Regions from separate parts of the Mus musculus genome. Here regions 1 and 2 are each linked to region 3. Evidence: chromatin loops called from intact Hi-C (ENCODE). Cell type or tissue: left cerebral cortex. All regions are shown on one strand. Region 1 holds the start of Slc35f1 (solute carrier family 35, member F1). Region 2 holds the start of Nus1 (NUS1 dehydrodolichyl diphosphate synthase subunit). Region 3 overlaps Cep85l (centrosomal protein 85-like).

Region 1 (8,000 bases), 620 kb before region 3:
GGCTGTCCTGAAACTAACTCTGATGACCAGGCCAAACTCATAGAGATCTGCTTGCCTCTGTCTTCCAATTAGAGGTAGGACTGGGATTAAAGGAGTACGCCACTACCTCTCAGCCACCTACTACACTTTTAGAAATGGTACCCTTTATAGAATGCATAGATATTGGCCGGGCAGTGGTGGCAGACACCTTTAATCCCAACACTTAGGAGGCAGAGGCAGGCTACATAGATAAACCCTGTCTTGAAAAAAATAGATATTTTAAATCTATTAAAGCATAATCTGACCCTGCATAATTGGACTTCATCCACAACTATTAAGGATTAGGAGGTATGGACTTATTGAAGTAGGTATGGCCTTGTTGGACGAAATGTCACTGGAGGCGGGCCTTGAGGTTTAAAAGCCTACAGCAGGCCCAGTGACTCTGCTCCTGTTGCCTGCAGATCTGGATGTAGACGTAACTCACAGCTACTTCTCCAGTACCATGTTTGCTTGCGTGCTACCATGCTCCCCACTTTGATGACAATGGACTCAAACTCTGAACTGTATGCAAGTCTCAGTTCTTTCTTTTATAAGAGTTGCCTTGATCATGATGTCTCTTTACAACAATAGAACTGTGACCAAGATAGAAATTGGTGCCAGGGACTAGGGTATTGCTGTGACAGGTCTGATACCGTTGGTAGAATATGGACTTTGCATTAGGAAAGCAGTTGAATGCATTAAGCACAGTTTAATATTTTGATATTTTGGCAAAGAGTGTGGCTGCTTTTGCTCTAGTCCTAAAATATCTGCCTGAGGCTAAGTTGAAGAGTTTTGGCTGAGGCTATTTAAAGACAGCCTAGTATTTACAGTGTTGTGTGGTTATTTGTGGCCACTCTTATTAGAAATCTATAATGAAAAGGAGCAAGTTGAGCAAGGAAAAATAAAAAAAAGTACAGTTTGGGGAGAAAAGGAACACCAGGGAGTAAAATGGAGCTAAGTATAATGTCTAAGGAGATAAAAACTTTAAAGAAAAGTCAGATGATAATGGGAATAGAGGGAGGAGTGAGCTCAAGGTAAGACCTCACCCAGCCAAGATTCCAACTTGTGAAAAGGAATTAAAGAAAAATTTAGGGAGTGCAGGAAATCACCAACAATAGAAAGCTGATGCAGATGTGATTGAACCAGGGGGACAAGTTCCAGCCCTAGGAAGCAGAACTTAGCATCTTTGGTCCTGTGGCTCTGGCTTTAGAGTCAAAGATACAAGAAAGAGGCTATGGAATCTGTTCAGCTAGGACAAGCTGCTGAGGCCAGGCATGTGTCAGGGATGTCCCCACAGAGGTATAGAGAGGTCATTGTGTTGAACTGTGGAGGTGACAACTGGATTGTGTTGGAGATGCTAGACTTGTAGAATACCTGCCAAGGAATGCTGTTCACAGGGAGTGTAGCCAGTCCAAGAGAAAGAGATCGAGAAGTGTTTTACAGTCAACAAAGCTGAAAGAAGGTGGAGATCTGAAGATTCTTTGACGTTAGACATGGAGATGCATGGAGAGTTTGGAGGTTTTCCACCTTGTTTTTCAGTCTTGCTTTGGTCCAGTATGTTCTCACTGTGCTCCCTCACCAGCCCCCTTTATATTGGTCATATACATCCTATGCCATTGTATGTTGAAAGTATGTGGTCTGCTTTTTTAAATTTGACTTTACTGGAGCTTATGGTTAAGAGATAGCCTTGAGTCTCAGGAGAGACTTTGAACTTTTAAACAGTGTTGATACTGTGATAGTCTATGGGATCTTTTGAAGTTGGATTGAGTGCATTTTTGCACTAAGATGTGGCTACAAGCCAATGGGGGCCAGGGAATGGAATGTGGTGGTTTGAATAAGAATGATATCCATAGGCTTGTATTTGGATGATTAGTCATCAGAAACTGGCATTGTTAGGAAGGATTAGGAGGTGTGGCCCTGTTGGAGGAAATGTGACACTAGGGGGTGGGCTTTGAGTTTCAAAAACTCCAGTTAGGCCCAGTGTATCTCTTCCTGCGGCCTGCAGCTATTTCTCTTGTACTGTGTCTTCCTGTTTGCTGTCATGCTTCCTGCCATTATGACCATGTGTTAAAACTCTCTGAAACTTAAACAAGCCCTAATTAAATGCTTTTTTCTAAATCAATTGCCTTGGTTATAATACCTCTTTATAGCAATAGGACATTTACAAGGATAATGTTTGTGTGTGTGTGTGAAGAGTGTGTGTTAGATTCAATAAGACATAAGAAAAAAAGGTTATTAAGAAAATGACGGAAGGGAGATATATGGGCTATGTGATATTTGTAGCAACACAATTTAGGCAACTCCTCAGTAATTTGGTCTCAAGTTCTTTGGTGGCATGACTCTGATATTATTGTCATTGTAAAGCACAAGTTTACCCTATGCTAAACTCGTCAAAATGCCCAGTGGCTTTAAGGTTTGGATTTTAGGCCAAACTGCATATCCTTCCATGAGTTGAAAGACTTTAAAGTGATCAACACTATACAAAAGTGTAGGTGAGCTAATAGCCAACTTCTGCTTCCTTCAGGTATTCAACAGGGTCTTCAGAACTCTGCTCAGATGATGTACAGGAGGAAAAATTCCTGAATGGGCTATAGACTGGATATGCAGGAAGCCACCACTAAGTTAAATTTTATTCTCACCCCTACCCCAATTTGTTAAGAAGTTTTGGAGAATTGATTTGAGACAGAGAAAGCAGTGGTTGTGTATCAGGGAAGAAGGAAGACAAGTTTTCTGTATCTTTTCACTTTAATTCCATGTCAGACTTACTGCTATGGTATTTGTACCCTTGGCATCTGTTTTTACCTTTACATAGCACTTAGCTATTTAAGAGCTAAGTGTGGAACACAGAATCTAAGAGGTTCCACCCATCTATGATATGAGATAATCCAAGGTCTTTTCTCACCAGCAGGATTAGAATTTTATACCTTGAACTAGTTAGGGTTACTATTGCTATGATGAAACACCATGACCAAAAGCAGAGGAAAGAGTTTATTTGGCTTAGAATTCCACATTATTGTCTATCATGGAAGGAAGTCAAGGTAGGGGCTTAAACAGGGCAGGAGCCTGGAAGCAGGGGCTAACACAGAGGCCATGTAGGGGTCATGCTTACTGAGTTGATCTTCATGGCTTGCTCGGCTTGCTGTCTTGTAAATCGCAGGACCACCAGCCAACAGGTAACACACCCACAATGGGTCAGGCCCTCCCACATTAACCACTAATTAAGAAAATGCTCTACAGGCTTGTATGCCCAATGTTATGAGGGTATTTTCTTATTTGAAGGTCCTTCCCCTAGGGTAACTCACGTGTTGAGTTGACATAAACTCGCCAGTACCAGCCCATATCCTATTTCCTCATCCGTGTTTTCTCCCTTCTTGACTCACTGGATATTTAGAACATTTGGATTTTGCAGTTCTTCTGGAAAAATGATCATATATATATATATATACATATACATGCAGGCTCAGAAGTGCAGTCAAAGGATTGAGTAGCAATATGCCAAAAACACTCAAAAGGAATCTAGCCAAACATGAGGAGGAGGGCACTGAAGCAACCAGTCATTTAAGGGAGACACTTGAAATGACAATGAATGCTCTTTTAATAGAGATATTCTTACTGAGATTTGCTGCCAGGTCCAGCTGAAGTGAATTTTACTCATGTCTGCTATATTTGGTCATTTCCCAAGGGCAAACTCATTGCAATCTATTGGAATTTTAATATTCCCAAGGTTACAAGCCTTGTTCTTGTTTGTAGTAATTCTTTCACCTGTCCTGAAAATCTGGGGTGAATATTCTAGAATGAAAAGTCACTAAAGAAGGCATGGGGTGATGTTCTAATTATAAAATGGAAAGTGTTCCAAGCTGGGTAGAATTTTGTAGAAAGGGGCCCTGGGGACAGTTCAGGTAGAAACTGGGTTTGACAGATACTTAAATATAGACAGGAGAAGTTTTGTACATTTCTGTCTATCCAATTTTTTTAATGACAAGAACCCCTATTATGATACAAAGGACTGGCTTCTTTTTGTCCCACCCACTGCTCTTTTGTCCCTCTTTTCCCTGTTTTGAGAATACATCGTCTACTTTTGAATGTTATTTTTCTCTGAACATCCTAAACAGATGTTTTCATTTGCTAGTCTTTAGAGCATTTGGATTTAGTGGCAGTATCAATGTGCTTTCGTGTGAACAAATATACCTGTTAAACTTACTCAATAGGATCAATTCCCTATTCTGCAGTGAAGTGGGCAAAACTTAAATGCATATCATTCTTGTGGCAAGATCCTTGCCCAGGCAATCTAGATTAAGAGGCATCTGAAAAAATTTCCAGAGTCAATAACTATTTGAAATGCAGATCAATAGGTATAAGGAATGTCTGGGATAAGGTCCATTGGGCAGAAAGTGGGCTATGATTTCAGGAGCTAACAAAGTTATTTGTTTGACAGCTGGAGGACCTTGAGGGAGCCATCAGGCCCTCTTGATGGGTAATTTACTTCATTTAACTCTTACAATGCCATGGGCAACTCAGGAGTAGCCTTGTCCTAGAATTTAAAAAAAAAAAACTTTCTAGGATCTCTGTTATTTTCACTTTCCTTCCACAGTGCTCTGTTGCCTAAATGGAGTTGTTTTGGGATGACTTAGTTTGCTTTTCCCAATTCCCAGCATGCATTTTTAGTGAGAAACTGTTTTACTTCCTTTTTCCTCCAGGTCCATTCTAGATGAGCATAGTTGTGATATTTAGGGTGCTTAATTTGTAGCCTGGACCAACAAACTGTCTCTGGGTTGTGCCTCTGTCCCGGGCCCATGGTGCTGGATTCTGCAGAGCCTCCGCAGAAGCAAGAGGAATCCTCCCCAATTTCACAGGGAGGATGTATCCACTACTGCACTTAAAAGACAAAAGTACCCACCACCAATCACAGCATCCTAGACCAGGGGCCTCTTTGGATGCCAGGAGGAGGGTTGGGGACACCAAGGCACCTCCGGAGCGCCCTCTGGCGGGGAGCAGAGCGTTCATCCCACCCCCACCCCCCTCTGCCGGCGCGGCGCCCCCGCCCGGCGCTCCAGGTTCACTCTTGGTTTCTCACTCCGTGAGACACAGACGGCAGCTTTCTAAGCGAACCCGGCGCCAGCTGAAGCGGCGCCACCACAACTGCCACAGCCAGGACAAGCCCTAGGCACTGGGAGAGAAGACGAAACCCGGCAGCCCCGTTCCTCTCTCTGCACGGTCCTTGCAGTGGACCCGGCAGCTCCGGGTCCCCGCCGACCCCCTTTGCAGCCACTTGGCGGGGTGTGCCAGGACTTGGTTGCAGCTCCGGCGGGAGGTGGCAGCGGCCCGGAGAGAGGGTGTGCAGCCAGGACTGGGTAGCAACCCGAGAGCACTGGGCTGGGAGGAGGCGGCCGGAGCCCGCCGGTGTCTCCCGCTTCGTCGCTTCGCAAGCGGCACCGCCTCCCCGGGCCGGGGCCGCTTGGCCGGGTCCTCTGCTTGTTCCCGGGCCCGGAGCCCGCGCACTATGTGCGGGGCAGCGTTCTGATAGCCATCCACCTCCGCCTCCGCCGCGATGATTCCCCCCGAGCCTCCGCAGCCCCAACTGCAGCCACCACCTCCACCGGCCCCGCCGAACCATGTGGTGACCACCATCGAGAACCTGCCAGCTGAGGGCAGCGGCGGCGTGAGCCTGTCCGCCTCCTCCCGGGCTAGCATGCGCCAGAGGATCCGCAAAGTGCTGAACAGGTGAGCACAGGCTCCCAGTGGGGACACCAGGGACAGGCACTGCAGGCGCCTAGCCCGCGGACCCCTTTCTCCCCATCCGACGTGTCCCCGAGGTCCTTTGGCACTGGGTCCTAGCCAGGGGAGAGAGCCAGGGCTCGCTCTCTTTCCCTGCGCTCTCAGAGAGGCCGCGACAGCTTTGTCCTGACGCTGGGATCCCCCAGTGGTCGGGCTGCAGGCAGGTCCGGAGAGCGAGTTGGAGAAAGGCGGGGTTGTTCTACCTGCAGATGCCCTGTGTGTGTCCATGCTCACGCCTCGCATCCTCACGTTGTATCACTTCCCCTTTGCACTCTTATCCCAGCTTTGCGCTTTGGGGACACCCCCACCCCACCCCAACATGGCCCGGGCGGAGGCGGGAAGGCCCCGGGCTGCGGTGATGGCGTGGAAGTCGCCAACCTCACGCTGTCTTTCGCTCCGCCCTGGTGGCACTGATTCCCCTCCCCAGGGGCATAAGGTGAGGATACCCCCACCCCCAACCCCAGACAGAAGGGGAAACACTTCTGCCTGACATTTCACTCGCTGTGCAGACTCTTGATGGCTTTTGGAGTAAGAAAAAGAGGCTAGAGGCCTGGGCCAGACCTGAACAAAGTGCAAGATCTTGCTAGAAGGGTGTGTGAGAATCAGGTGCCTAGTTACTCTGCTTCACACTGCCCTGGTCTCTCTGCTGGAATCTACGTAGTGGGTTATTAAGGACAGACATGTTTTAGGACGAGGGTACTATTGACAAGAAAGTAGAATTTCCTGTAGTACCCTCATTCAGCTCTGATGTGAAAGGGAGTTTTGCTACTTAACTAACTTAAATGATTGACGAGCTGATAGACAAAATCCACACAGCCAGTTGTGAGAGTGTGTCGTTTTCAGGGTTTCTGTAGGGTAACCCTTCCGATCTTATTATTCATACAGGTTTCTGTGTGGTACCGTTTTCTGGTAACAGTGATTCCCTGATCACTCACTTGAAACTGTTTGGGTCATAAAGCTTTGCTGAGAGTACAAATATATGTAAAGAAATAACTTGAAAATATTTTTATTTGGTGGGAATGGTTGCATACAATTCAAAAATTCCTTGTTACGATCTAATGATCAACAATAACTTATTTATAGGCATTTCTACTACCAAACAAGAGTTCACTCTTCAGTGAGACATAAATTGGCAATAGAAAGTCCAGTTTTTACCTTATCATTTGTAGCTTTGGCTAACACACCCCCAAATATCGCATTTAAAAAGACGATTTTAAAATGATAAAAAGCAAAAGAAATAGGGAAGATAGTGTGTGTGTACTCTGTGAATACTTGCCATTTTAAAGTCGCAATATTTTAAACAGAATACAGTCTTAACTATTAAATTATTATTTTTCTCATCAAAGTAGAAAACACCAATGCTATCATTCACTTGTTATTTTTGAGGTCATTCTGCATATATAATGAATCCTATTGCCAGGAATGAATAACTGACAGAGGTAGGTTTGAAGGGACTTGGGCACTCCTTTGCCTCTACCTAGCCACAGGGCTTGCAGCAGAGACATTTATCTTCTCTGGTCTTAGGCTCTTCATCTGTGGAATGTGTTTAGTGACACCTGTCTGAACTCTCTATCATATCATGCTTTTAAGAATTAGATAAAACTGAAAAACTAAACTGTGGAAAACGGAAAGTTTTAAATATCTTTTATTCAGCCCAGTTTTTTGCTTTTTTGTTTTTTGTTTTTTTGTTTTTTTTTTGTCTAAGACAAGTTTAAGAGCCACATAGGTAAAGAAAGTGAACTCATGGCTTTCATGGGTAGCACATTGCATTTTACTGAGCCTTATGTGAGCCTTCTGTGGCTTGAGTGGCATTATTTTCTATGTACAGAAGAAAAACTGAGACTTAGGTCTGGTTAATGACATTTTTATCTCAAAAATATGGAATGTGAAGCAAATTCTTATTTGTCTCTCAAACTCTTCAAACATTTCAGAATCATTCTTTATATTATAATAACTTTCCTCATTCCTGAAGAGATAAGGGCACATTATTCTTTTGAAAAAGGGACTAAAAATTTTGAAAACACTTTAAAAATTGTGATGGAATAATTTTGTTTGCATAATAGATTTGGGTTTTGTGACAGTATTGTTTCAATAATATTGGTAGCAACTCCAGATCGACCAGGCTCCTTCCTATTGGTCAAGTGTGATTGGTGAGGGTTGGCAGTGTTTAGATATTGTTCAGCTTGTTAAACCATCGTAGAATGATG
Region 2 (8,000 bases), 890 kb before region 3:
TTTTCTTTTTTAGGCCCAGGGACAATGACATTTTACATATTCCACAATTGTTTCTTGCAAATATGAGTTGTTTTTATTTTATTTTATTTTATTAGATATTTTCCTTATTTACATTTCAAATGCTATCCTGAAAGTTCCCTATACCTTCCCCCTGCCCTGCTCCTCTACTCACCCACTCCCACTTCTTGGCCCTGGAGTTCCCCTGTACTGGAGCATATAAAGTTTGCAAGACCAAGGAGCCTCTCTTCCCAATGATGGCCGACTAGGCTATCTTCTGCTACATATGCAGCTAGAGACACAAGCTCTGGGGGTACTGGTTAGTTCATATTGTTGTTCCACCTATGGGGTTGCAGACCCCTTTAGCTCCTTGGGAACTTTCTCTAGCTCCTCCATTGGGGGCCCTGTGTTCCGTTCTATATATGACTGTGAGCATCCACTTCTGCACTGGCATAGCCTCACAAGAGACAGCTATATCAGGGTCTCTTCAGCAAAATCTTGCTAACATATGCAATAGTGTCTGGGTTTGGTGGCTGATTATGGGATGGATCCATGGGTGGGGTAGTCTCTGGATAGTCCATCCTTTTGTCTTAGCTCCAAACTTTGTGTCTGTAACTCCTTTCATGGGTAATTTGTTCCCTATTCTTCGGAGGAATGGTAGTTCAGAATAGCAGCTGAGCGTGAGAGACATTCTCCGAGGGCAGAGACGGGCCAGAGTTTGGGAAACACTGCCAGATGAAGATTCACAGTGTTTTGCCGTGCTGTGCCACTGTATCTTGGATGCGCTTTTACTATTGCCCCAATCTAATGAGGCAAAACTGTACCCACACATCTAATTAGACAAGGTGCACTTATTATAGGTAGGCAGAAGGAGACAACAGAAGTCTAGGACTCCAAAAAATCTGTCCAGAGAGAATGGAATTTTCTCTTTTCTTTTCTTTTCTTTTCTTTTCTTTTCTTTTCTTTTCTTTTCTTTTCCTTTCTTTTCTTTTCTTTTCTTTCTTTTTAAAAAATATCTTATTTTAATTAATTTTTTCTTTTCTTTTTAAAAAAAACATGTATTTATTTATTATATATAAGCATACTGTAGCTGTTTTCAGACACACCAGAAGAGGACATCTGATCTCATTATAGATGGTTGTGAGCTACCATGTGATTGTGGGGTTTGAACTCAGGACCTTTAGAAGAACAGTCAGTGCTCTTAACCACTGAGCCATCTCTCCAGCTCTCGAATCTCTTTTTCAAATATCTCATTTCCACTGTAGATGAGGCACCACAGAAAGTGGCCTGTGCAGAACTTTATAATCTGGACTGCTTGCTAGGTGCTGAAGAACATCATTTCTACCGGAGTATTAGAATAAAGACCCAGTTGTTGAGGCTAGTACTTCAGTGTCCTAAGATGTTACATTCTAAACACATTTACAGTTATTTCTGAGAACTCTAGGGAAGCAGGAGAACTATGTCAGTCCAAAGTGACACAGAGAACTGTCCTGCATAAGACAATTCTGTCCCTAGTCTACTGAGAGCCACAAAAGCAGCATAGTGGTCCTCCACTGCTCTATCCCATTAGGAAGCTGAACATCCTTAGTATAAGAGAATCGCCTACCTGCTTCAGCTATTTTAGAAGGAAATCGGCTGCCTAGAGGTAAAGGATCCATGAGACTAATGGCTTTAATCTTGCCAGAGTAGGGAGCATGAGAGCAAAGAGCTAAGCACATCAAAGAAACATGATAGGGTGGCAGCTGGGATGGTCAGGTTTGGTGCCTCTGGGACAGTCAGCTAGGTCTCAGTGAGTGTCTAGCAGCTTCCCTAGGACATCATCTGGGCTGTAGAACATTAAGCTGCAGCCAGTGCAGAAGACTGCATTTTGCTGTTGTTCATGGTCTTCCCCCTCTTCCACTACTTTATCTACTCTCAGAAGAGCTATGGCTATCAGACCAAGAGGGAGAGAAGTGTGTAGGGCGTGCCTCAGCCTTAGCTGACACTTGTAAATGTCTCTTTTATTTCCTCAGAGGAAGGGATGAGATGAGAGCTGTACCCAGGTTATATGGATACATGGCTTGGAATGAACCCAGAGTGTTTCCTTCTCTGTTCTAAATATCCCTAGATCTATGCCTGGAACCTTCTAGCCTCCATACAATCTAATCTTCTGAGCTGACTGATTCAATCTGGCTTCTTACTGAATTGCTCTGACTGGCTTCATACTAACTTTGGCAATATGTTCTAATATGTTCTGACTCTCATTCTCTGACTCATTCTGTCTTCACTTGTATCTAGTTTGTTCCCTCTGTAACCTATCTCAGTAAAACTGTTTTTGTAAAACTGCCATACACATATACTACCCACCTCCCCACTCCACCTCTCTCTCTCTCTCTCTCTCTCTCTCTCTCTCTCTCTCTCTCCTCCCTCCCATAACTAGCATCTGTTTCCTGTCTGTTTTTCTGTGAGTTGGACGTATCCTATCTCTCACTCAATTTTTTTCCTGATTCATAACTTTGCCCTTCAATTAAACATCAATTTCAAACATGGATGCTTCCTTCAACAAACTAGCCTTATCTTCATTGTCAGGGATTACAGGTATGTGCTAAGGGAGTGTGTGTATTCCAGCCAGATCATACTGTAATCCAGTGTGGATCATGGCCAGATCATATCTTTGGCTACGGTTATTGAGAGGAGCCATGTTGCCCAATTAAAATTCCTCCACAGGCATTTCCTGCCAAAGGCAACAAAACTTGCAGATGGACATGAGACTCACGTTTTAAACTAAAGCAAAGCAATTCTTACAGAAATGAGACCAATTAAAACAGGTGACAATGGCCAAAACATTAAGGCCTGTAGACATTTCCTAATGGGAAAAGGGGCTATACAGTAAAAAATATGTCTGTATTACACAGATCCAACTGTATCTGGGCACTGATTCTCTTCTCAGAGTGGCCACATTGAATCAGTTTCGCTTTTCTGTATTTACCTTCTATTGTGTCATTGGTCTATGAAGGACAGGTGGCAGAGCTTGATTTGTTAGGGACCCTAACAGTGTCAGACCCTAACAGTCTGTTTCCAGGTCCTATGCTGTAGGACTTCATTCCCATTCTGGGACGTTCTATTCTCGTCGGAAGATTGGACAAAGAACTGTGATGAGACCTCTCCAAGAACACTTGAGCCTTTGGGGACAAGAACACTTCTGTTTGGGGACCGTGGTCGATTTCCAGCATCTACACTTGCTGATGCGGTGGTGGATTCTCTCTGTGTAACTTCCAGTTCATTTAGATTGCTTTTAACTCCTTGGGAATCGTTTCTGTCATGGCCGTGAGGGGGAGATAGGCAACAAATCTCAAGCTGCAGATCCTCCCCTCAGTCTGAGGAACAGCCCAATCATTCCATAGGAGAAAGGCTAGAGGCGTTGGCGCGTCGCCCTCCTCATCCCCAGGGGGCGCCAGCGGCCCGGAGCCAGCCTCATTCTCAAGCGCACGCTCTCTTTAGCAGTGCGGTGGCGGCTCCAGCCACGACTCCCGGTCGCGTCGGAGTTCCCCGGCAGCCAATCAGAACTCTCCATGTACTAACGGGGGCGGGGCTGCGGAGGGCGGAGGAAGATGGCGGCGGGGGCTAGGTGAGGTGTTGGCAGTGGCGAGGGGCTCGGGCGCGGGGGGTGGGGGGACGCGGAGCGATGGCCCGCGCCGGCCGCTGGGGCGGATAAGACCCTGTCGCGCCGCGGGTGTGGGCCGGAGGGAGGTGACGGTGCCCGAGCGCCACAGGAGTATGACGGGGCTGTACGAGCTGGTGTGGCGGGTGCTGCACGCGCTGCTCTGCCTGCACCTCACGCTCACCTCCTGGCTCCGCGTTCGCTTCGGCACCTGGAACTGGATCTGGCGGCGCTGCTGTCGCGCCGCCTCCGCCGCGGTCCTAGCGCCGCTCGGCTTCACGCTCCGCAAGCCCCGGGCCGTCGGCAGGAACCGGCGTCATCACCGGCACCCGCACGGGGGACCGGGACCGGGACCGGGACCGGCCGCCACCCATCCTCGGCTGCGCTGGCGCGCGGACGTCCGGTCCCTGCAGAAGCTGCCGGTGCACATGGGCCTGTTGGTCACGGAGGAAGTGCAGGAGCCCAGCTTCTCAGACATCGCCAGCCTCGTGGTGTGGTGTATGGCCGTGGGGATCTCCTACATTAGCGTCTACGACCACCAAGGTGAGGCCGGGTGGGAGGTGGGGTGACCGAGGCACTTCCGAGTCTGAGGACTACGTTTCTAGCTAGTTTGTTCCCGGTCGTCCTGCGAGGCCGCCGCCCTCTCCAGGCCCTGCGAGTTTCGGTAGCCCTTGGCCCTTACACTGTGCTGGTGCTTTCGAGGAAGGGAGATCAGTCTTATTGAACGTTGACGTTGACAAAGTCTTTAGATTTGGTTAGTGTTTGTAACATGTAAAAGATATTTAATGTAGTCCGTTAAGGGAGGTGGTTTTCTCTGGCTTTGTTTCACGAAAGAGGGAGCTGACGTTCAGAACATTAACTGATTTGCCCAAGGTCATAAAAGTAACGGGGAGTTAACCAGTCTGTGCGCTCTTCAAAGTGTCTCTTCAAGGGGGTTCAATGAACTCATCTTAAGGGCGACCAAGCAGTGGCGGCTTTATACGTGAGCTGCATTGTAGGATTTCCAAATGAGCTCTCTTGGAGTTAGGTGGCATTTGAATGGGGTTTCTGAAAAGTGTGTGAGAGTTTTGATAGGCCTGGAAAAAGGCCTGAAATCACGTGTTGCCATTTCACCTTAGAGGCCAGTACAGTACTAGATACACTTGTGTTCCTTCAAGTAATCAAGGCAGTGGATTTCACCACGGGTTTGTTAAGGACAGAACTCAACACTTACTGCATGACAAGCCTAAAGCGTTAGTTATAATGGCAAATATATTTCTTGGAATTTTGCCTTCGTCTCAGGCTGGAGGGGAGAAAGGGACACACTCACAGAGGTGATGGATGACATTTGGGGAGTGTTTCTACTAGAAAGGAGATTCTGAAAGGAGGAACTTGAGAGTTGGGGTAGAGGAGATGAAATGTTAGTAGGGGATTGAAGACCAGGAGCGAGATAAAGAGGAGGCTCTAAATGTCAGCCTTGCATTTCCGTCAAGTCTAAGTGCCTTGGTGTTTCCTTAAAGCTAGAGATGGGCTGAGTAGGGTGAGTCAGGAGGATTGGTATGCAGGAAAGAAAAATGACGGCTTTCTTCTCCGGTAAACTGCCTGCATGCTCCGGAGAAGCAATTTTGAGTTTTGCCTTTAAATCTTTGTCAGCTATGTATTTGAGTTTGGGGTTTGGTTGGGGTAATAGTAACCTCTGACTACTTTATTCTCTTTTACAGCTAGCAAGGAGGATGACTCCCCAGGAGTCTGTCATCTGAAGTGATAATTTGCCCTATAGGGTAAAGTGCAATATATTCAGAGACTGACAATACAGAGTTTCCCGAAGGACTCATGAAACCAGTAGAAGTCTAGGAGGCGACATGGCCCTTGCCTGACCCAGTGCAGTCAGTAGTGTGGGATATAATAAGACAATAAAAAAGGAAATCAAAGGCATTAAGTAACGTGGATTGACGTACATCCAGTAGGAAGGAAAGCTAGAGCTGAGTTGTTTGACAAGACTGCTTCCAAGCAGGAGTTCACAATACATCCACACTTCCTTGTTCCTGCAGTTCCTGTTACTCAATTTCTGGTGTGATTCAAGTCCTGTGTCATATGCTCTTTGAGGGAAAATTATTAGCAAGGAAAAGAAGCCAACTTAAGCCAAGTTTTGACCTAGAACTAAATGGGGATTTAAGGGGCATTTTTTTTTTTTAACTGAATAGACTTCAAGGATTCTGTGTGCTTCTGTAGAAGCACTTTGTTTTAAAGGCCATAATTTCATAGTTTGAATAAGAGATCTTTACATATCCTGGCTTTTGACTGGTTCTTTCTTTCAGCAAGCCCAAGTTGGGTGTATATGAAATAGCATAGCTTTCTAAGCATGAGAAAGCATGCAGGAGTCAATGAGAACAGAACATAACGAATACATCTAATATAAGTGTGCTGGACAATTTATAGTTTTAGACACACAATGGGGAAAAGATAGGGGAGGGGAGAGGAGGTGATAGCCGGAAGGGAAAGCTCAGGTTTGAAAGTACAGAGAGACCTTGGAATAGGTAAAGGTGTTTAAACGTTCTTCTGTTTCCTCTAGTATGCCTCTATTTAAGATTGTTTTGCTATAGATATTTAGAAAAGTTTTTGTGTATTGACATGTACATAAACGAGAAAACTTTCAAGGAGGGATAGCTACTATATATCAATGCAGACCCATATGTAAGTCGTGACAAATGAGTACGAAAGACCAGGGAGAGAAACGGGGAAATCCCCTTGAAGTGCTGTTGTCCCCCGGTGGCTCTAGGAAGAAGGGAAAGTGACCTTTGCATTGGAACTCCCAAAGGTACATAGGATTAGGAGCTCAAACACTCCCTTGTCCCTCCCTATATGTGAATTGGAAATGCCACCTCTTTGGTGGCTTTCCCATTAGATTTTCCTTAACGTGTTGAATTGGTCATTGGGAACAGTGAGTATAACAGGTAGGCTTCTGTAGCAGAATGTTGGAAAACAATGTAAGATGAATGCCCAGGCAGCTGTTTTGCTCATATGTTGTAGAAATCTATCCCAAAGTTCAGTGTTTTAAAATAATTACGTGTTGACTCAGTACAATTGGGCAATTTTCCTTGCAGTCACTTACATACATAGATTGCAGTCAGTCAATTGGCAGAGACATAAAGGTTGCCATGTGTCATCCATTTTATGCCTGATTCATAGTGGCTGGAGTGGAAGAGATGGTCACCTGTCTTCATAAGGCTACTATAGGCTTTTTTATATAATAGAGACTTCAAAATGATCCACTTGCCTTCAGATCAAAAGTTCTGAGAATCAGACCAAATCTGCAAGGCCTTAGGACCTAGTTTAAGCAAGCAGTCACACTGTCTGTCTGGAATGAAGGCAGTAGATTTTACTTCTCAGGGGGAAAATGGCTTATGCCTCAAGGTAGAGCTGAAGGGTGTTGATAGCAGCCACTGTGGAGACAAGCCTATGATTTAATTTCCCCCTAGCCTACATCTCATCAACCTCACATCTGTATTTAAATACCATTCATTCTGATTATGATGGGCTATAGGTTGCTTTTAATTCTTAGACTAAAATACCCATTGACATTTACTTTCATTTGTCTCTTCCTGTGAACCAATGACCAAGTTTGTTTGCTTTTGTCTTGGTAGGCTGGCCTCCAACTTAAGGTTCTCCTGCCTCAGCTTCTCTGCTGCTGGGATTACAGGCATGGGTCTGGTTTTTAGTTGTTTGTTTATTTATTTATTCTGAAGTGAGTTCTTCACCTGGAGTGTCTTATGTTTTGGTGGTCACTCTGGGGATTGAACTCTGGGCCTTTGGCACTGTAGCCCTGAGCGATTCAGTTAAGCCTATGTACTTCTTCATTATACTTGCCAACCGTTTTGATTATGCTAACTTCTGCTGTATTTATTCATTGAAAGTTAAAGTTTTCTTAGAAGATTGGTCAGGAAATTTTGAGCTCACGGTTCTTATAAGGAGAATTGACTATTTTATCTGTGTGTTTATGATTTAGAAAATGATTATGATAGGAATTGTGTTTAAAAAAAAGTGTTTCTTAAATGTATTTGATGATACAGCCTTGGGGCTCTTCTGCTTTTTTGTGTTCACTTGAAGTACACAGTGCTCCAAATAGTCGGGTTGGGTACCCCTTATTGCCCAGTTGGGTTGGTACTACGATTACAGTAGGTCTGTTTAGGGGAGTTTGAGAAAGAGTCCTTGAACGTTCATGGCACCACTGACTCATCACACTTACTGATCAGCTGAATTAAGGTATTCCAACCCAGGCTTTGCTATTTTTATCAAGCTACTTATGTGGTGCTTCTGCACTCTGGAGTTTGACCTGAACGTAGAACAAAAGGTACTGTGCCACTTGCCTTATGTAAGAATAATC
Region 3 (8,000 bases):
CACACAGCAAAAATTTAATAAAAGGCAGCTACTATTTGGCTTAAAAGCATACTCAAAAACGGAAATAATGTATTACACACCTTCATCATCTAGAAGTGAAACTATTAAGGAGGTAATTAAACACAAAGGAAAAGTGGGGTGTGGTGGTAAATTCTTATAATTCCAATATTGAAAACAAAAGAAAGAGGGGTAGGAGATCAAATCTATCAAGTTATGTAGTTAAGACTCTGTCTCCAAAAAAAAATGCATGAATATTTTCTTCATAAGTAATCATTTCAACTACTTAAACTCAATAAGCCTTAATAGACTGGCTCAATAACTAAGATTCATAAAGTCAGGGTTTTTGTCCATAGTAGGGTAATGATTATACACTTGTCTAAAATCATGCCTGGCACCATACTAGAGCTCAAAACATAATCATAGAATGAAAAAAAAAAAGGTCAATACGGTTTCTTTCATTTTAAAAGGTTTGATGCAAACTCTTCTATAGCAAAAGGTGAACCTCTTGGTGTTAACATCTGGAAGGGATGGACAGAAAAATATATGCATTCTTTCAGATGAATCAAGTAGAGTATTAAATTAACAAAGAATCTGCTATTAATTCAACATATATTTACAAAGCATATTCTGGTAGGTGAAGATTTTAAAGCTAATACAGTTACAGAAAAGGGTTCAGAAAACACAATTAAGACTAAATCCTAAGATTGTTGCTAGATGGTAGCTAGGGAAAGGTAGTATATAGAAGTGACTTTGAACAAGGTCTTAAGGCATTATGGTTTGGCTAAAAGACAGGCATCCATTCAAATTGTGAGCAGGAATATTTCAATGTTGCATACTCTGGCATTAGCCTTTATGAATTCAAATTTTAAAGGAGAAGCCTTAGACAACTAAAGCACAGGAACCAATATAACAAGGTGGATAAATAAAGGCCACATCAAGTACAGAGGAAGCACTGAGCAAGAGGGAAATGAAGAGACATTTGGAAAATGAATAACTGTGCTTTACTGGGGTAGTGGCTTTTGAGACATTTCTTTAAAAATAGGTGAATTCTGCTGTGTTGATTTTTTTTGTTTGTTTTGGTTTGTGTGTGTGTGTGTGTGTGTGTGTGTGTGTGTGTGTGTGTGTGTATGTGTGTGTGTGAACTTTACACAGACCTACATATTTTTGGGAATAGGGCATCTTAATTGAGAAAATAACTCCATAAAACTAACCCATAGACAAGCCTGCAGGGATTGTCTTGATTAATGATTGACTGAAGGGGTCTAGCTTACTGTGGGTATTGGCATTCATGTGCAGGTAGGTGGTCATGGGGGAAAGTAAGAAAGCAAACTGACTCTTTGAGTTCCCTCTCCCCAGCTTGGGCATTTTGGCTAAGGTCACCTCTAATGAGTCCTGAGAGTGTCTTACTTCCTGGGTCTCTGGTACTCTTTAGAGGATCCCCCTTCCTGCCACCATCCACCTCACCCCCAACCCCAGGCTGCTTATCACCATTCATTCTCTTGGCCCTCTGGGCTTCTCTCCTGCTCCCCCATATCTGATCCTGTTCCCCTTTTCCCTGCTTCCATCCAGATCCCTCTTTCCCTCTGCCTCCTTCCCCCTTCTAAGTGGGACTGAAGCATCTTCACGTGGGCCTTTCTACTTGTTACATTTCTTACAGTCTATCGGCTATATCCTAGGTATTCTATACTTTTTGGCTAATATCCACAAATTGGTAGGAGATGAGACCCAGGGATGGCGGTCAATGACTGGAATGTAAATAAATAATTTGAAAGAAAGAAAGAAAGAAAGAAAGAAAGAAAGAAAGAAAGAAAGAAAGAAAGAAAGAAAGAAAGAAAGAAAGAAAGGAAGGAAGGAAGGAAGGAAGGAAGGAAGGAAGGAAGGAAGGAAGGAAGGAAGGAAGGAAGGAAGGAAGGAAGAAAGCAAGCAAGCAAACTGAGCAACCCAGGAGCCTACTTCAAGGCTTCTGCTTCAGTTCTTGTCTCAAGGTTCCTGTCTTGAGTTCCTGCCCTGACTCTTTCCTCTTAAAGTACTTTGGGCCATGGTGTTTTAGCACAGCAATAAAAACCCTAAGACATCTTCCAAGAACAAAGAAGAATATCCTGGAACAAATATTAAAGCAAAGACAGAACACACAGAGTGTGATAGGTTACAAGACAGAAATAAAAAGGAAAACTGAAAATATTTGGGGACATTACAATAGAACCCCCAATACTGAGTTGAATCTCAATTTCTAAAAAATAACAACACAGAAATAGTTTTAGGTAAATAAATTGATTTTTTTTTGGTTTTATAAATCTATATATTCTCTACGTTTAGGCTTGTACCTAGTTTTGGTGGCAGGAAAGCAAAGAAGGGTCCTAGTTTCACTTTGTTGCTAGATAAGCCACTCTAACCAAAAGCAAATTGAAAAGTGTTTGCCTAATGCTTCCAGGTCAGAATCCATCATTAAGGGAAATCAAGGCAGGAACCCAAGACAGGAAACTGAGGCAGGAAACTGCTTGCTGGCAGTCTCTCTGGCTCAGTATAAGGGTCATGCTTAGCTAGATTTCATTCATAGTTCGAGACCATCTACCTAGGGATGGTGCAGTTCATAATATTCTACTTTAATAAGCAAGACAACACTGCACAGGCATGGCCACAAAGCAATCTGAGCTAGGCAACTCAATCAAGACTTTCCTCTCAGATGACTCTAGGCTTCATCAAGTAAGGCTAACTAGACAAAGAGACAAAAGAACAAGAGTGCTAAAGCAAGGCCCGGGAATATAGCTGTCATTATTTACTAAATAACATATATAACACTCTTATTATCAGGGCTATTGAAACTGGACTTAAGATCAGTTACAAATGTGTATGCAGGGTCTAGGGCAAACATTAAAAAAAACTATTAAAATAAGATGAAAATATTCATATAAAATGTTTAATTAAAATGACAGAAGAGAAAAACTGTGTTACAACAAAACAGAGTAACACGATAGAAAATATTTACACACATGATAACTTATTAAATCAATCAGACCCACAATCACTATAAACATCCTTGATTTAAATGCACCAACTTAAAGGCAAAGATTGCCAGAATGCATCAATGTGTCTTATATGAGAAGCCCTTATCTAATAATACAAAACAGTCTTTAGCATAAAAGTGTACCAAAATACCTGGGGTGGAGTGAGGGATGGTGACAGAATGGCAAGAAGAAATACTATAGTCAGTATAAATCCACTATAGTCACTGGAGGCTTTCAGGCTCGTCAGGGATGGCAAGCCACAGAAGGCAGAATGGCAATGAAGACACAGTTGCTCGCATCAAACAGCCAGATGACTGACATACATAAATTACTCATTCCTGCACCACACACTTCTCAAGTTCCTTTGAAACAGTTACCAGGAAATCAACATTCTGGTTCATAAATCACATCCCAAAAGCTGAAAACTCATGAAAATACATGCTATCTGAACACAGGTAAGTTACACTAGAAATCAGACACACACACACACTTGAGACATCCCAAAATAAAGCAGTAATAAATAATATATGACTTAAAGAGGAACTCTAGAGGGAAATATAAAAAGTCTCAGCTAAAGTATAACTGAGAATTTGTGAAATAAATAAACTGTGTGATAAAGTGGTGCTCAAGGAAATTTATACCAAGAATATAAATAAGAAAGATGTAAAATTAATCAACTAAATCTCCAATTATAGTGAACTAGAAAAATTAGAGAAAGTTAAATCCAAAGTAAAAAAGGAAAAGTAGAGCAAAAAAAAAAAAAATCAATGAAATTAAAAATAAGATAGAGAAAATTCAAATCAGTAATTCTTAAGGTAGGCCAGGAGAAAGCAATTAAAGGTGACAGAAATGACTAATGCCAGATATGAAAGAAGGAACATAACTCTAGATCCCATAGAGCTCCTCCATGCCCAGGAAACTTCATAAACTCAGTGAAATGGAACAGGATCAGAACTCACATATAAAAGAAACTTGGAGTTCTTTAATATATTAGTAAAGAAGTTCATTAAATAAGTAATTAGTAATACTCAAACAGAAACTAAACCATAACAACAACAACAAAGAACGTAGGAGAGGAAAGTGATAGAGAATCCGGATCATCTGACCTGGGGGCATGAGTCTAGATCATACAGGACAAGGGAAAAGCACAAAAGAAATCTGTAATAAGCTCGCTTAGAGAGCCATCTACTGGCCTCAAACACTGTTCAGATACCTTAAAACAAAACAGAATAAAGCAAAACAAAACAAAGCCATGCTTTTGTTAATACAATTAGTGAAATGATTGTATAATACCAGAACAACATTTATTCAGAATGAAGTTATAATGAAATGTTGAATGGTTCTACTAAAAATACTGTTTTCAAAGCAAATTACACTAGTTATTTAGCACAATATATTCATATTGCTATACTATCAATCTCAGGATTATCCCACAGGGACCTGCTGCTTTGCAATTGAAACCAAAGTAGATTACACGGTAATAAAATATTATGATCTACGTGGAATCAAAGTTTAAAAAAGGAAGCTAGATCACTATGTTAATGTCTGTACCTTGTATAAGTCTTAGAGCTACTTGGTTTTTAGTATTTTCTGATTTCAATGTCTAATTGGTTTAATTTTTTACAAATAACACATGAAGAAAAAATTTGCTTAAAATGAATTTTGACATCTACGAATAAAATAACAAAAATAATTCCACAATCAAAACCACATTATCTCCCAAAAATGTTCATTTGTCACTTTTTAATCTCAATAAAAAGATCAACAGATTTTTCTTTTGAAAAAAAAAAAAGGCAGTTACTAAATGTATATAGAAAAAGATGCAAATGAGTTTTAAGGAGGAAAAAAATCCTCTTAAAGAGAGAGAAATAATTGAAGAAAGTGGCCATATAAGTTTAAGACAGCACAAACCCTATGTCTGTCTTTCCACTGGATTATACAGGCAAGCTAGGCTTATTCATAATTCTATTCCTTGGTCATAGTCCTTTGCACAGATCATGTGGCGCTTATCCCTGGTGGATACATTTGCATTACAGTTCCTACATGTGTAGCTCAGGGAACATTGCAGAAGAAGGAGGCAGAAAAATTTTAACAGCGAAGATATCAGGAAATCTGCAGTGAAACAATCTCTCCTAGAAACGGCTGTGTTAACAACATCCAAACGATGGCAACACCAATGGGCTTGTTAACACGGAAGGAGAAAGTTTTCATGGGTTTCCATCCCTAGACAAGAACTACAGGGCAACTACTACCTGCTGGGAGAAGGATAATTAGCCTCTCACAGAGATGAGTACCCTATTGGATGTCTAATGAAGAGTGGTAAGCCTTGAAACTAAACAGACTCCCCAGGTTTTATTATATATACATATATATACATATATGTATATACATATATATATGTATATATATATATGTGTGTGTGTGTGTGTATACAAATACATATGTATTCATATAATAAATACTGTCAAAGCAATAGACATTATCGATTTTAGAATGGAGAATATGGAAAGGCTTTGCATAAGGATACTAAGGGGATGGAGGGGAAAGGGAGAGGGGAAAGTGGTGTAACTAATTTCAGTTGAAAACAAAAATTATATCAGGAAGGAGTAGATAGACATGTTCTATTTTAAGAACCATGAATTCTGAAGCTATCGTTTTTGGACCTCGAGAGTTTAACACTGTGCTTGGGATACTGAATGTTAAACAGGCTCGCCTATAAAGGTGAAACTCATTTATAAAATATTCCGTAAAATTAAGGAAACTTCATAGTAAAAAAATAAAGAAATGAAAGAAAGGGGATTTACAAAACAAAATAACGATTAGAGTGATCATCAGTGTATTTTTTATATATGAGTGTTTTGTTTCCATGTATGTAAGTGTTCCACATGCATACAGTGCTCACAGAAACCAGAAGAGAGCATCAGATCCCCTGAAACTTGTATTTCAGACACTTGTGAACTACCAAGTGGGTATTTGGAACTGAACCTGGTCTTCTGCAAGAGTATCAAGTGTTCTTAATCTTGGGGCTACCAGATTTTTAGAGTTCATTATTTTGTCAACTGGAAAGTCTCTGGAGTGTGGTTTATGCAGCATCCAATGGTGGCAAAGTAGAACTTGCTTCCATGTGAGACAGTTCAGAAGAGTCAGGGTAAGGCGATTCCAAACAAAGAGAGTATAGCTGGAAAGTCACAAACTGAGTAATAGGACAGACATGAATTGGGGGAAACAGAAGGGCAACATGAGTGAGAAGCCTCATCCAGAGGGTAAGCCAGGCAGCCAATATGGAAAAAGATGAGTAGACCCAGTCACAAGACAGTGCACACCTCCTGCAAACTGCAAATCCACTTGAGGGTTTTAGTGAGAATGATTTTTTTTTTCAGGATGGGTCAGCAGTGGGGAGAAGTTCCATTTTGTCATTACATGTGGCTTGGAGGGGTGTCCAGGTGCCATTTTGACAGAGAAAATGTTATTTAAAATGAGCTACTCTGGGGATTTGTGAACTAAGAACAGACAGTTGTAATTAAGGGAGACAGAAGCCAATATGAGAGCCCCAAGCTTAGAGGCAGCTATGTTAACAATGAAGAAGAAAGGACCAGACAAGGACAAGTCTGAAAGTGGAAGTAGCAAGGGAGTCAGGCAGTAACAGGTATAGAGCAATGTAGCCCTATCCTTAACATCAAGTCAGTGACCTCAGCACCCTGGAACCTTGAGGTCTACAGTACTGAATCTGAGGTCAGTGGGTGCATCAACCTCTAGAGCTATCCATAATCATAAAGTTCAGTGGCATAGACCAAGAAACTGAAGTATAAAAGATTATAATGGCATCCATAGCCAAATCCTTGTGGCAAGCAATATTTAATGCTGAGTGGGTTATGAAAGTACACAGTCAGGGCTGCCTATATACATCACAGTGCTGTGTTTGCTTCCTGACTTACAATGCATTTGGGAGACACCTTCCATGTGTGGCATTAACTACCCCAGAGTTTACAAATAGGGTTTTAGAGAGTGGGAGAACTGGTCTACCTCAGACACTACAAAGCTAAAACTGGTGAGCAAAGGCTAGTATGAAAAGAAGAAAAACTACTGAAGATGGCACTGCCAGCCCAGTAAAGCCCAGCAGCAGCATAAATCAGAGTAAAGAGGAGCATGGGCAAGCTCAATCTGCTGGACTAGATTGTGCATGCCTGGAAAATAAAACCATCTCAACTACAGGAACATGGGGAAGGTTAAACGTCATTTGAAGAATAAATGGGTAAAGAAGAAGTCAAAACAAATCTATTATTTCCAACACAAAAAAAACCTCTAATGCCAATAGCAGAGAGAAAATAATTATAAAAAGAATAAAGCATATCTAGTTACCAAGAAAAAAGAGCCAACAAATGACAGCAGTTAAAACTTCATCTTAAGGCGAGATGGCCCTACTCATCATAACCAAGAGAACCAAATGAGTAAAACTGGAGAGTAAAGGAAGCTGCTCCCAGATTCCACTGAGGTCCAGGTAATCATTGGGAAATACTTTGAAACTGATAATTCATAGACGAAGAAAATCTACCAGAAATAAACTCCCAAACACATAATTCAAAATTAAAACTAAAAGATATAAACATATCCATGAGAGAAAAAGTAGTCTGCAGTATTAACAGTTTCCCACAAAAGGAAAGCCCAGAACCAGACAAGACCATCCCTGAAGTCTACCAACCCTTTAAAGAAAAGCTAATGCTAGTACTCTGAAAGCTAGTCCTCAGAACAGAATGAAAGCAACACCACCAAGCCACTTCTACAAAGCCAGCATGCCTGACACAAAGTCACATGAGAACATAACACCAACCCATGTGCCATGATGAACCTATATCTGAAAGTTATCAAAAAAAAAAAAAAGCACTTAGAAACTAATTCAAGGATATAGGAAAAAGATAACACGCCATCACCAAGTTGTTTCCTTCCAGAGATTACAAAATAAATGAACATATACAAAACAACAGATATAAAATATAC

Evidence for each region. A loop is a pair of places that touch in the nucleus more often than their neighbours do. Peaks named below come from ENCODE experiments on the same cell type or tissue, not always from the same donor. Only the 100,000 strongest peaks of a DNase experiment are listed, where the experiment ranks them.
Region 1: a loop joins it to region 3, with 2.4 times the contacts of the local background. A loop is called at or near these places in 2 of 42 quality-filtered maps.
Region 2: it touches region 3 in a loop (2.4-fold over the local background); 2 of 42 quality-filtered maps call a loop at or near these places.

Annotation. Positions count from the first base shown.
Region 1 is chr10:52,685,431-52,693,430 of GRCm38, forward strand. It overlaps Slc35f1 (solute carrier family 35, member F1), which reads left to right and starts at 5,071. Exons shown (of 8, transcript NM_178675.4): 1 at 5,071-5,739. The coding sequence starts at 5,567. In left cerebral cortex, a CTCF peak has its summit at 4,981 (motif pointing left); DNase peaks (open chromatin) are centred at 5,113, 5,727 and 5,891; H3K4me3 peaks cover 2,556 bases; H3K27ac peaks cover 1,594 bases.
Region 2 is chr10:52,413,989-52,421,988 of GRCm38, forward strand. Nus1 (NUS1 dehydrodolichyl diphosphate synthase subunit) reads left to right here and starts at 3,559. Exons shown (of 5, transcript NM_030250.2): 1 at 3,559-4,180. The coding sequence starts at 3,754. In left cerebral cortex, a CTCF peak has its summit at 3,414 (motif pointing right); DNase peaks (open chromatin) are centred at 3,467, 3,816, 4,461, 4,655 and 1 more place; H3K4me3 peaks cover 2,880 bases; H3K27ac peaks cover 1,676 bases.
Region 3 is chr10:53,301,928-53,309,927 of GRCm38, forward strand. The region is part of intron 5 of Cep85l (centrosomal protein 85-like); the gene reads right to left. Among named protein-coding and RNA genes, the nearest start is that of Gm19395, 26 kb to the left of the region's middle. In left cerebral cortex, a CTCF peak has its summit at 4,194 (motif pointing left); a DNase peak (open chromatin) is centred at 4,143.